Regions from separate parts of the Homo sapiens genome. Here region 2 is linked to region 1. A link is an interaction called in ENCODE POLR2A ChIA-PET data of the cell type or tissue named here. Cell type or tissue: OCI-LY7. All regions are shown on one strand. Each heading gives the region's core, and the rest is flanking DNA. Links, peaks and the distances in the headings are about the cores only.

Evidence for each region. ChIA-PET counts read pairs that join two places held together with the same protein. Peaks named below come from ENCODE experiments on the same cell type or tissue, not always from the same donor. Only the 100,000 strongest peaks of a DNase experiment are listed, where the experiment ranks them.
Region 2: POLR2A ChIA-PET joins it to region 1 with 5 read pairs; 4 of 35 experiments call an interaction of 5 or more read pairs at or near these places.

Annotation. Positions count from the first base shown.
Region 1 is chr19:45,045,246-45,049,954 of GRCh38, reverse strand. The region is part of intron 2 of CLASRP (CLK4 associating serine/arginine rich protein); the gene reads right to left. It also overlaps the pseudogene RNU6-611P. Among named protein-coding and RNA genes, the nearest start is that of CLASRP, 8.6 kb to the right of the region's middle. RefSeq lists enhancers at 57-611, 3,890-4,184. In OCI-LY7, for the core only: a CTCF peak has its summit at 2,212; a DNase peak (open chromatin) is centred at 2,264; H3K4me3 peaks cover 1,781 bases; H3K27ac peaks cover 2,500 bases.
Region 2 is chr19:45,135,040-45,139,748 of GRCh38, reverse strand. It overlaps PPP1R37 (protein phosphatase 1 regulatory subunit 37), which reads right to left. Exons shown (of 13, transcript NM_019121.2): 2 at 1,138-1,235. Among named protein-coding and RNA genes, the nearest start is that of NKPD1, 24 kb to the left of the region's middle. RefSeq lists enhancers at 1,289-1,861, 2,040-2,139, 3,746-4,550 and a silencer at 3,411-3,611. In OCI-LY7, for the core only: no CTCF peak of the experiment used is centred there; DNase peaks (open chromatin) are centred at 1,088, 2,038, 2,358, 3,088 and 2 weaker places; H3K4me3 peaks cover 2,411 bases; H3K27ac peaks cover 2,500 bases.

The sequences.
Region 1 (4,709 bases), core at 721-3,220:
TGGCTTTATTGAGAAGTAATTCATATACCACACAATTCACTCACTTAACTCCACTTGTTTTCTTTTGAGCACCCGCTACCACCTGCCACTGGACCTAATATTCATTCATCACCTTTCTCCCATGTTAGAACGTAACTCCCAGGAGGCAGGGCTCTGTTTTGGCTGCTATATCCCTAAAGCCTAGAACAGGGCCTGGCCCACAGCAGGCGCTTGAGAACACCCAATGAAGGAAAGACAGGAATAATCCTTACTAACAGATGAAGACTCTGAGCCCCTTCAGGAAAAAAACACCAGCTCCAAGTTTCCAAGCTCCTGCACATCCTCACTCTGTCTCCATCTCAGCCCTCAGCCAGCAGATGAGAAGGTGCAGTCCGGGCTGAAGGAGCTGAGTCACTCACCAGGACCACAGCTAATACCTGGCTAGTTTCAACCCCGCACTCACTATGTGCCAGGTGCTGGGCTGCTGTGACTCTCATTTCACACCTAAAGAAACTGAGTCTAAGGAACACTCAAGACCACAGGCCCAGCGAGGTGGCGCTGCTGGAGTCCAGCTACTCATGCTGCACCTCGCCTGCCTCCCTCGATTCCTTAGCTGATTCCTCAGCTGGGGCCACACAGCGCACCCAGCTCCCTCTGCCCTGGGACAAGCCAGCCAAGTCCAAGGCCAAGATCCCATCATACTCCTGAGGCTGCTCCAGGCCAAATGCCCAGTTCCCACAGCCAGGACTCATGGGACACTGTTTGCAGGACAGAATTTGGCAGGTACAGGGAAGCTACTGGCAGGGTCAGCTTCACAGAAAGGAATAAGCACTGAGCCGGGAGTAAACACCAGGAGTCCAGAGCCTGGTTCTGTTGGGAGATTCTGGAAAAGTCAATGAACCCTACTAAAAACCAGGCACTGTTTTATGTGCACTGTCTCACTCGAATGTCCCAACCATGGAAGAAACATACTATTCTTTTTCTTTTTTTGAAACAGAGTCTCGCTCTGTCACCCAGGCTGGAGTGCAATGGCGCGATCTCGGCTCACTGCAACCTCTGCCTCCCAAGTTCAAGGGATTCTCCTGCCTCAGCTTCCCGAGTAGCTGGGATTACAGGTGCCCGCCACCACGCTTGGCTAATTTTGGTATTTTTAGTAGAGACAGGGCTTCACCATGTTGGCCAGGCTGGTCGCTAACTCCTGACCTCGTGATCCGCCTGCCTCGGCCTCCCAAAGTGCTGGGATTACAGGCATGAGCCACCACGCCCAGCTGGTACTATTCTTATGCCCATGTTACAGATGAGTAAACTGAGGCTCAAAGCCATGGGGTCCACCTGCCTGACATTAGGAATAAGCAGAACTAGGATTCAAACCCAGATGGGCCTGGCTACAAAATCTGCTTCTTTTTATTTATTTGCTTTTTAAGAGTAATTTTTTGTTTGTCTGTTTTGAGACAAGAGTTTCACTCTTGTTGCCCAGGCTGGAGTGCAATGGCATGATCTCGGCTCACTGCAACCTCCGCCTCCCAGGTTCAAGCGATTCTCCTGCCTCAGCCTCCCGAGTACAGGCATGCACCAAAATGCCTGGCTAATTTTTTGTATTTTTAGTAGAGACGGGATTTCACCATGTTGGCCAGGCTGGTCTCGAACTCCTGACCTCGTGATCCACCCGCCTCGGCCTCCCAAAGTGCTGGGATTACAGGCATGAGCCACCACGCCCAGCAGGTACTATTCTTATGCCCATGTTACAGATGAGTAAACTGAGGCTCAAAGCCATGGGGTCCACCTGCCTGACATTAGGAATAAGCAGAACTAGGATTTGAACCCAGATGGGCCTGACTACAAAATCTGCTTCTTTTTATTTATTTGCTTTTTAAGAGTAATTTTTTGTTTGTTTGTTTTGAGACAAGAGTTTCACTCTTGTTGCCCAGGCTGGAGTGCAATGGCATGATCTCGGCTCACTGCAACCTCCGCCTCCCAGGTTCAAGCGATTCTCCTGCCTCAGCCTCCCGAGTACAGGCATGCACCAACCTGCCTGGCTAATTTTTTGTATTTTTAGTAGAGATGGGATTTCACCACGTTGGCCAGGCTGGTCTTCAACTCCTGACCTCAGGTGATCTGCCTGCCTCAGCCACCCAAAATGCTGGGATTACAGGTGTGAGCCACCACATCTGGCCAAGAATAATTTTTTTATTGTGGTAGAAAACATTTACCATCTTAACATTTTTAAGTGTACAGTACAGTAGTAGTAACTACATCCACCCTGTGGTGCAACAGAGCTTTAGAACTTTTTAAATCTTACAAAACTGAAACAAAACTGAACTTCCCCTTTCCTCCTCCCCCCATCCCTGTCAACCTGCACTGTATTTTCTTTTTCTGAGGGTTTGACTTTTCTTTTAGGTTTTTTTTTCTTTACCAAAAATACAGAAGGTTTCACGAATTTTTGTGTCATCCTTGCACAGTGGCCATGCTAATCCCCGTATCGTTCCAATTTTAGTATATGTGCTGCCGAAGTGAGCTCCCTTCCTCCCTTCCTCTCTCTCTCTGTTTTTTTTTTTTTTTTTTTTGAGATGGAGTCTTGCTCTGTCACCCAGGCTGGAGTACAGTGGTGTGATCACAGTTCACTGCAGCCTGGAACTCCTGGGCTCAAGCAAGGTTTAACTATTTTAGATACTTATCAGCGGATCATACAATACTGTCTTTTTGCGACTGGCTTATTTCACTTAGCATAACATCTTCAGGGCTCATCGATATTGTAGCATAGGACAGGATTTCTTTCTTTTTTAAGATTGAATAATATTGCGTTATGTGTAGAGACCACATTTTCTTTCTCGATGTATCCCTCAATGGACATTTAGCTTGCGTCCACCTCTTGGCTATTGCTAATAATGCTGTAATGAACATAAGTGTATAAGTACCTCTTCAAGATCCAAAATCCACTTTTTTTTTTGGAGACAGAGTTTTGCTCTTGTTGTCCAGGCTGGGCTGCAATGGCGTGATCTAGGCTAACCACAATCTCTGCCTCCCGGGTTCAAGCGATTCTCCTGCCTCAGCCTCCCAGGTAGCTGGAACTGCAGGCATGTGCCACAACGCCCAGCTAATTTTGTATTTTTAGTAGAGATGACGTTTCTCCATGTTGGTCAGGCTGGTCTCAAACTCCTGACCTCAGGTGATCTGCTCACCTCAGCCTCCCAAAGTGTTGGGATTACAGGCGTGAGCTACCGCGCCCGGCCCAAAACCAACTCTTAACCACTGGATTATCCTGTCTCTAGGATCAGATTGTGTCAGAGGAGTTCATGAAGTTACTCATTCATTCATTCATTCATTCAACTGTTAAGCAGACCTTGTGCTAGGGTATGGCAGTAACTGAGATAGCCCTGGCCCTGCCCTCATGGGCTCACAGTCCAGTGTGGGACACAGACTTGTCCCCATACAAGGACAACCTAGAGTGGACAGCGCTGAGATGGGGGCCCACAGGGGGAACACCTGACCCAGACTTGGGGGTCAGTCTGGAGCTTCCTGGAGGAGGCGACGCCTGAGCTGCGACCTGTTTACTTCTTATTTCCGTATCAACAGAGGATTCTGTTTCTTTATCCAAACCACTGATTAAAAAGGAAAGTTGACAAGGACAGAAGCAATGACAGAACCGGAGTCTGCTTGGGACTGAAGACAGGGAGAGAAAGCAGGCACCAACGACAAATCAGGAAGACAGAAACCAACTGCATCTGGACATACTCATTCAGCCTGCCACAATCTACCGCAGCTTCACTGACACTCGCTCCACAGCCTCTGCTCTCGGCCCAAGGCTGAGATGAGAGTCCCCTCCTCAAAGCAGCCATCAGCCACGGCCCAGCCATACTCCACAGCTTGGCAGCCCAGATCGGAATGCAGGTCACGTTCACATACAGGGACAAAGGCCGCTTGTACAGGCCTGCACCACAAAGCACCCATAGACATTGGTTCTTTGAGCTCTTCCCCATTATCCAGTGAGAGGGGTTGGTCGTCACCACTGTCCTGAGGGGGAATACAATGCAGCAAGCTTCCCTGCTAACAGGGAGGGGGCCTGGAGTCTCAGCTCCAGCCTTCCTTCCTCTGCACCATCCCTCCACCTGGATCCAAACTCCAGTTCTATCAGCAACAGTAATGTCAATAACAAGAGCTAATATTTACTGAGCGATAGCGACGCTGGCCAGGCTGCTCTCAGTGGTCCATGTGTCCAACACTCCAACAACATCGAAGGACATGCTCTTGTCTCCACTGTTAGTGGCAAACCATTAATTGGCAACCAACATCTATTCCCTTTGCTACAACAGTAACAGAACTCCAAATATATCTGGTCAGGGCGACCCAAAATAAAGTCTACACCTCTTAGCCTTCCTCACGGCTGTTCATAAGACTACTTCCTGGTCAGCAGGGGAGGAGTGGAAATGTTACGGGAAAACATCCCGAAACTTTTTTTTTAAAGACAGGGTCTTATTCTCCCACTCAGGCTGGAGTGCAGTGGTACAATCACAGCTCACTGCAGCCTCCACCTCCTGGGTTCAAGAGATTCTCCCACCTCAGCCTCTTGAGGAGCTGGGACCACAGATGCACGCCATCATGCCCGGCTAATTTTTGTATATTTTGGTATAGACGGGGTTTCACCATGTTGTCCAGGCTGTTCTCGAACTCCTGGGCTCAAGCAGTCCTCCTGCCTCGGCCTCCCGAAGTGCTGGGATTACAGGCGTGAGCCA
Region 2 (4,709 bases), core at 1,078-3,577, 89 kb before region 1:
GGTGCTGCAGGGCTGGTCTGAACCAGGCCGATGGGGTCCAAGGACCCACCCTCTCAGCTGCCACACTGAGCAGCCACCCTTCCTGGGACCTGACAAGCCCCTCTTCTGGAATGTTCCAGAGAACCTACCCTAACTCCAGTGAACACTGATGGACAAGGAGCGTGGTTGCTTCCAGCACAGCTGAGGGTACAACAGCCCGAGGACAGGCAACCCTGGAACCCTCGGAACGAGCGGTGCTTCACTGACTAGGCGCCAGGCCGGGGCCCACAGGAGAGGTGCCGAGGGAGGGGGCTGGGGGACCGGCAGGGTGGGAGAGCGACCAAATGGAAAACCAGCAGGTACCCCTCAATAGCCACCTTGCCAACGCACAGAAAAGGCCAGGAAATGCCGAGTGGCCAACAACGGGGGTTCCCGAGGAGGGGGCCTTGGGGCAAGAGATAAGAGGTGGATTTGGCTTTTCAGATCTGTAGTATTTTTATTTTTTTAAATCTGAGGATATGTGTTATTTCTGTAATTCTGACTTTTATGAATATGCTGGGCATGGTGGCTCATGCCTGTAATCTCAGCATTTTAGGAGGCTGAGGTGGGCAGATCACCTGAGGTCAGGAGTTTGAGACCAGTCTGGCCAACATGGCGAAACCCCGTCTCTACTAAAAATACAAAAAAAATTAGCTGGGCATGGTGGCGTGCACATGTAATCCCAGCTACTTGGGAGGCTGAGGCAGGAGAATCGCTTGAACCCAGGAGGCAGAGGTTGCAGTGAGCCGAAATGGCGCCACTGTACTCCAGCCTGGGAGACAAAAGCGAGACTCCATCTCAAAAAAAAAAAAAAAAAAAAAAAAAGAATACATAAATTTTGTAATTCAGACTCACAAGAATCGTAGATATGCCTCTTCCCCAGGGAACAGCGTTTCTTTTGGGGCTGACAGATACCTGAATGTCTTACTTTATAGAATTCTGTGCTCTTCAAATTTATGAAGAAACTGATTCATTCTCTAGCTGAGCAGCAGGCTTTCAAAGATGTATTCATGAACACCTGGGGCTGGGGAGTGGGAGGCCCTCTCCTGCTGGGCTGGTTCCACCCTAGGGCCCCCCTTGACACCCACACCGGACGCACCCACCCTGTCCCGCCCATACCTGCAGCTGCCTGAGGAGCTTGGGGATCTGCCTGCAGTTCAGCTTCTGGCAGGCCTGCTTGTAGGCGCCGATGACCTCGTCCACGGTCACATTCTGGGCTGCAGGCACAGGGGACCCAGGCCTGTGACTGTCCACACCCCGAGTCCTTCATGGGGCTCCACCCACTCCCGCCCTAAGGCCTCTGCCCATACTGCCCTCTTCAGCCCTCCCCCAACAACAGGCTGCCTGAGCTCTGTCCTCCCTTTCAGGCCCCCCGCTGGCCACTGCCCGAGGTAAAGTGCCCTTGGGCACCCCCACCCCAAGTCACCACTGCCCTCCACGCCTCACCTCCGCTCCAAGCACCTTCACACAAATACACAATGAACAGCACACAATCTTTCTACACATCAGCCACCTCCCCTACTAGCCCGGGAGCCCAGGAGGACAGGACTGGGGCTGTCTTGGTCACCACCATGTCTCCAACACTGTCTCGGTGTTTTGTTTGTTTTTGAGACAGGGTCTCACTCTGTTGCTCAGGCTGAAGTAAAGTGGTGAGAACATGGCTCACTGCAGCCTTGACCTCCCAGGCTCAAGCATCCTCCCGAGCAGCAGAGACCAAACGCTTGCACTGTCACGCCCAGATCATTTTTATTTCTGGTGGAGATGGGGTGTCACTATGTTGCCCAGGCTGGTCTCGAACTCCTGGGCTTCAGCAATCCTTCTGCCTCAGCCTCCCAAAGTGCTGGGATTACAGGTATGAGCCACTGTACTTGGTCCTTGGTTTGTTTTTTTTTTTTTTGTATTTTTGTATTTTTGGGTGAAAGAATGAATCCTCACTTCAACCCTATGAGGAAACCAAGCTCAGAGAAACAACCTTGCCCAAGATCACACACCTGGTATATATGCGAGCCGGGCTTTGAACTCAGCTCTCAACTACAATGCCACGTGCCTCTCAGGATCCCCACTCCCAAAACACTCTCAACAGCTAAACATCGCCGTACGCTATTCAGGGCCCGGCCCCTTGACGCAGGACACAGAAGCAGTTGGAAGAGACAGGCCTGGTCCCGGGTGTTCCCAGGCTAACAGGCAGTGGCTCCCAGCATGAATGAAGGGACGTAGCCCAAACCCAACAGCTGCAGCCCCGGTCCCTGGAGGGCCACAGCCGCCACCATGCGGAAGGGAGGGCTGGGCTTTCTATCTACACAGATTTGCCTTTTCTGGACATTTCATTAAAATGGAATTGAAACTGTGTGGCCTTCTGCGGTTGGCTTCTCTTACTGAGCATAATGAGCGTGAGTTTCAGTCCCTTTATACTGCTGAAGAGTAATTATAGGATGTGCTGCGTTGTGTTTGCCCATTCACCAGCTGACAGGAATTTGTACTGTTTCCAGTTTTTGGCTATTAGAGCTTGGATTTTACCTCAGGGTGACCAGCGGAGCAGGAAGGAAAGGCTAGGAGCAGAAGAGGGAGAGGTCAGGACTGGCCGTTAGAAAGATCTTCGGGCCAGCAGATATTGGGCATGGAGATGCCACAATGGGCAGGGAAGGGGGCCAGGAAGAGGGCTTGCTGGCAGCTTCTTGGGGGGGGGGCCCCTCGCCCTGCTGCCAATCCGCTGCTGCTGGACGCAGTGGGAGTCCCTGAGAGAGCTCCCAGTCCAGTAATATCTCCGTGTGGACTCCTCCTCCTGCCACCCTGCTAGGCCAGGGGCTCTGGACCCCTGGTCTCATCAAGCACTGCCCCATTTTCTAGGGGAAGAAGCTGAGGTCTGGGTAAAGTATGGTGTCTCCCTGGGACCAGGTGGCTGGTCCAGAGCAGAGTCTAACATCAGACCCTGGGACTCCGCTCTGGCCACTGTGCTGGGTGGCGGTGGGTTGCTGAACTGCGGTGCTGGAGGAAAGAAGCCGACAGAGGCCAGCCGCCAGCCTCCCCAGAGGTCAGGCCTGGTCCCTGCCTGAGCACTTCCTCCTCCTTGGGGGTGGAGGCCTGGGAGGAGCTGCAGGGGATCAGCTGATGGCAGGTGCCCCTCTTGCAGACAGAAAGGGAGCTGTCTGACAAAGGCCCATGTGCTTGGTGACCCTGGAGCTCTAGTGGGGACCGGAGCTTGCCCTGCCTGGGAAGGCAGCCCCCAGGACTGCAGCAGCTACCCCAAGCCATGGACAAGCCCATGCATGCCCTGGTCTTAACCATTTGACCCCCAAAGGGCCCACGAACTTGAGGGGAGACACTTATCTCTTTATTTTCATGAATGGAACTGAAATTTAGCATTTCCTTCTTATTAACAGAGGCCAAAAGAGAGAGAGAAAAGAAACAGTGTTTAGCAGACCTTGAGACTGACATGAAAAGAAACGACAGATATTTTCCCATTGCATCAAGTTACTGCAGATTCTGAATGCCCATCACTACTCTGAGACTGAAGGCCTTATTACAGCTGCTGCTACATCCTATCGCTTCACATGTCAATTCAGTGAGGAAGAGCATTTAGCTAATGATATTCCAACTGGCATCCTTTGCAATCCTATTTAATGTTTCGCCTTAAAAATCATCATTCCAGGCCAGGCATGGTGGCTCATGCCTGTAATCCCAGCACTTTGGAAGGCTGAGGTGGACGGATCACTTGAGGTCAGGATTTCAAGACCAGCCGGGGCAACACGGCGAAACTCAGCCTCTACTAAAAATACAAAAATTAGCTGGGTGTGGTGGCACGCTCCTGTAGTCTCAGTTACTCGGGAGGCTGAGGCAGGAGAATCACTTGAACCTGGGAGGCAGAGGTTACAGTGAGCCAAAATCGCGCCATTGCACTCCAGCCTGGGTGACAAGAGCCAAACTCCATTTCCAAAAAAAAAAAAAAAAAAAGGAAATGCAAAATTGGAGGAACTATCAGAAGCATAAGAAGAATTCACAAGACACACAGAGCAGCGCTGCCCACGGACTTCGTGCCAGGCGCTTCATCCAGGAGCGAACGCATCGACTCTGTGAAGCAGGGAGCCAGGCCAGGCCCACCCTAAGCTGTCCTCTGTGGCGGCTGAAGCCAGGGTTCAAGTCCTAGCCCCTGGCTCAGGAGCTCTGGAGCCACTCTCAACTCTCCACATTTCAGCTTCCTCAAGCTTTAAACGGGGAAGAGAAGCGTAGCTGTTTTACAGGGTGGGTGAACTAACGGAACTAAATCGTTTGTGGAGAAAGTCCGGCCCGGGCCTAGCACTGCAAACGCTTAGCAGCAGCTCATGTCACACCATTGCCAGGGTCCAGGATCAAGCTGGGGGTGGGCACCGCTGGGGCGAGGAGGCTGGCCCAGAGCTGGCTGTGGCATCAGGGTGGATACCACCATAACCCCTGACACAATGGCAGCCGGTCTCATGCATTGGGATGGCACCTCTTCTTTTTTTTTGAGACAGAGTTTCACTCTGTCGCCCAGGCTGGAGTTCAGTGGCATGATCTCAGCCCACTGCAACCTCTACCTCCCTGGTTCAAGCGATTCTCCTGCCTCAGCCTCCCGAGTTGCTGGAATTACAGGCACACGCCACCACACCTGGCTAATTTTTGCATTTTTAGTAGAGATGGGGTTTCACCACGTTGGTCAGGCTGGTCTCGAACTC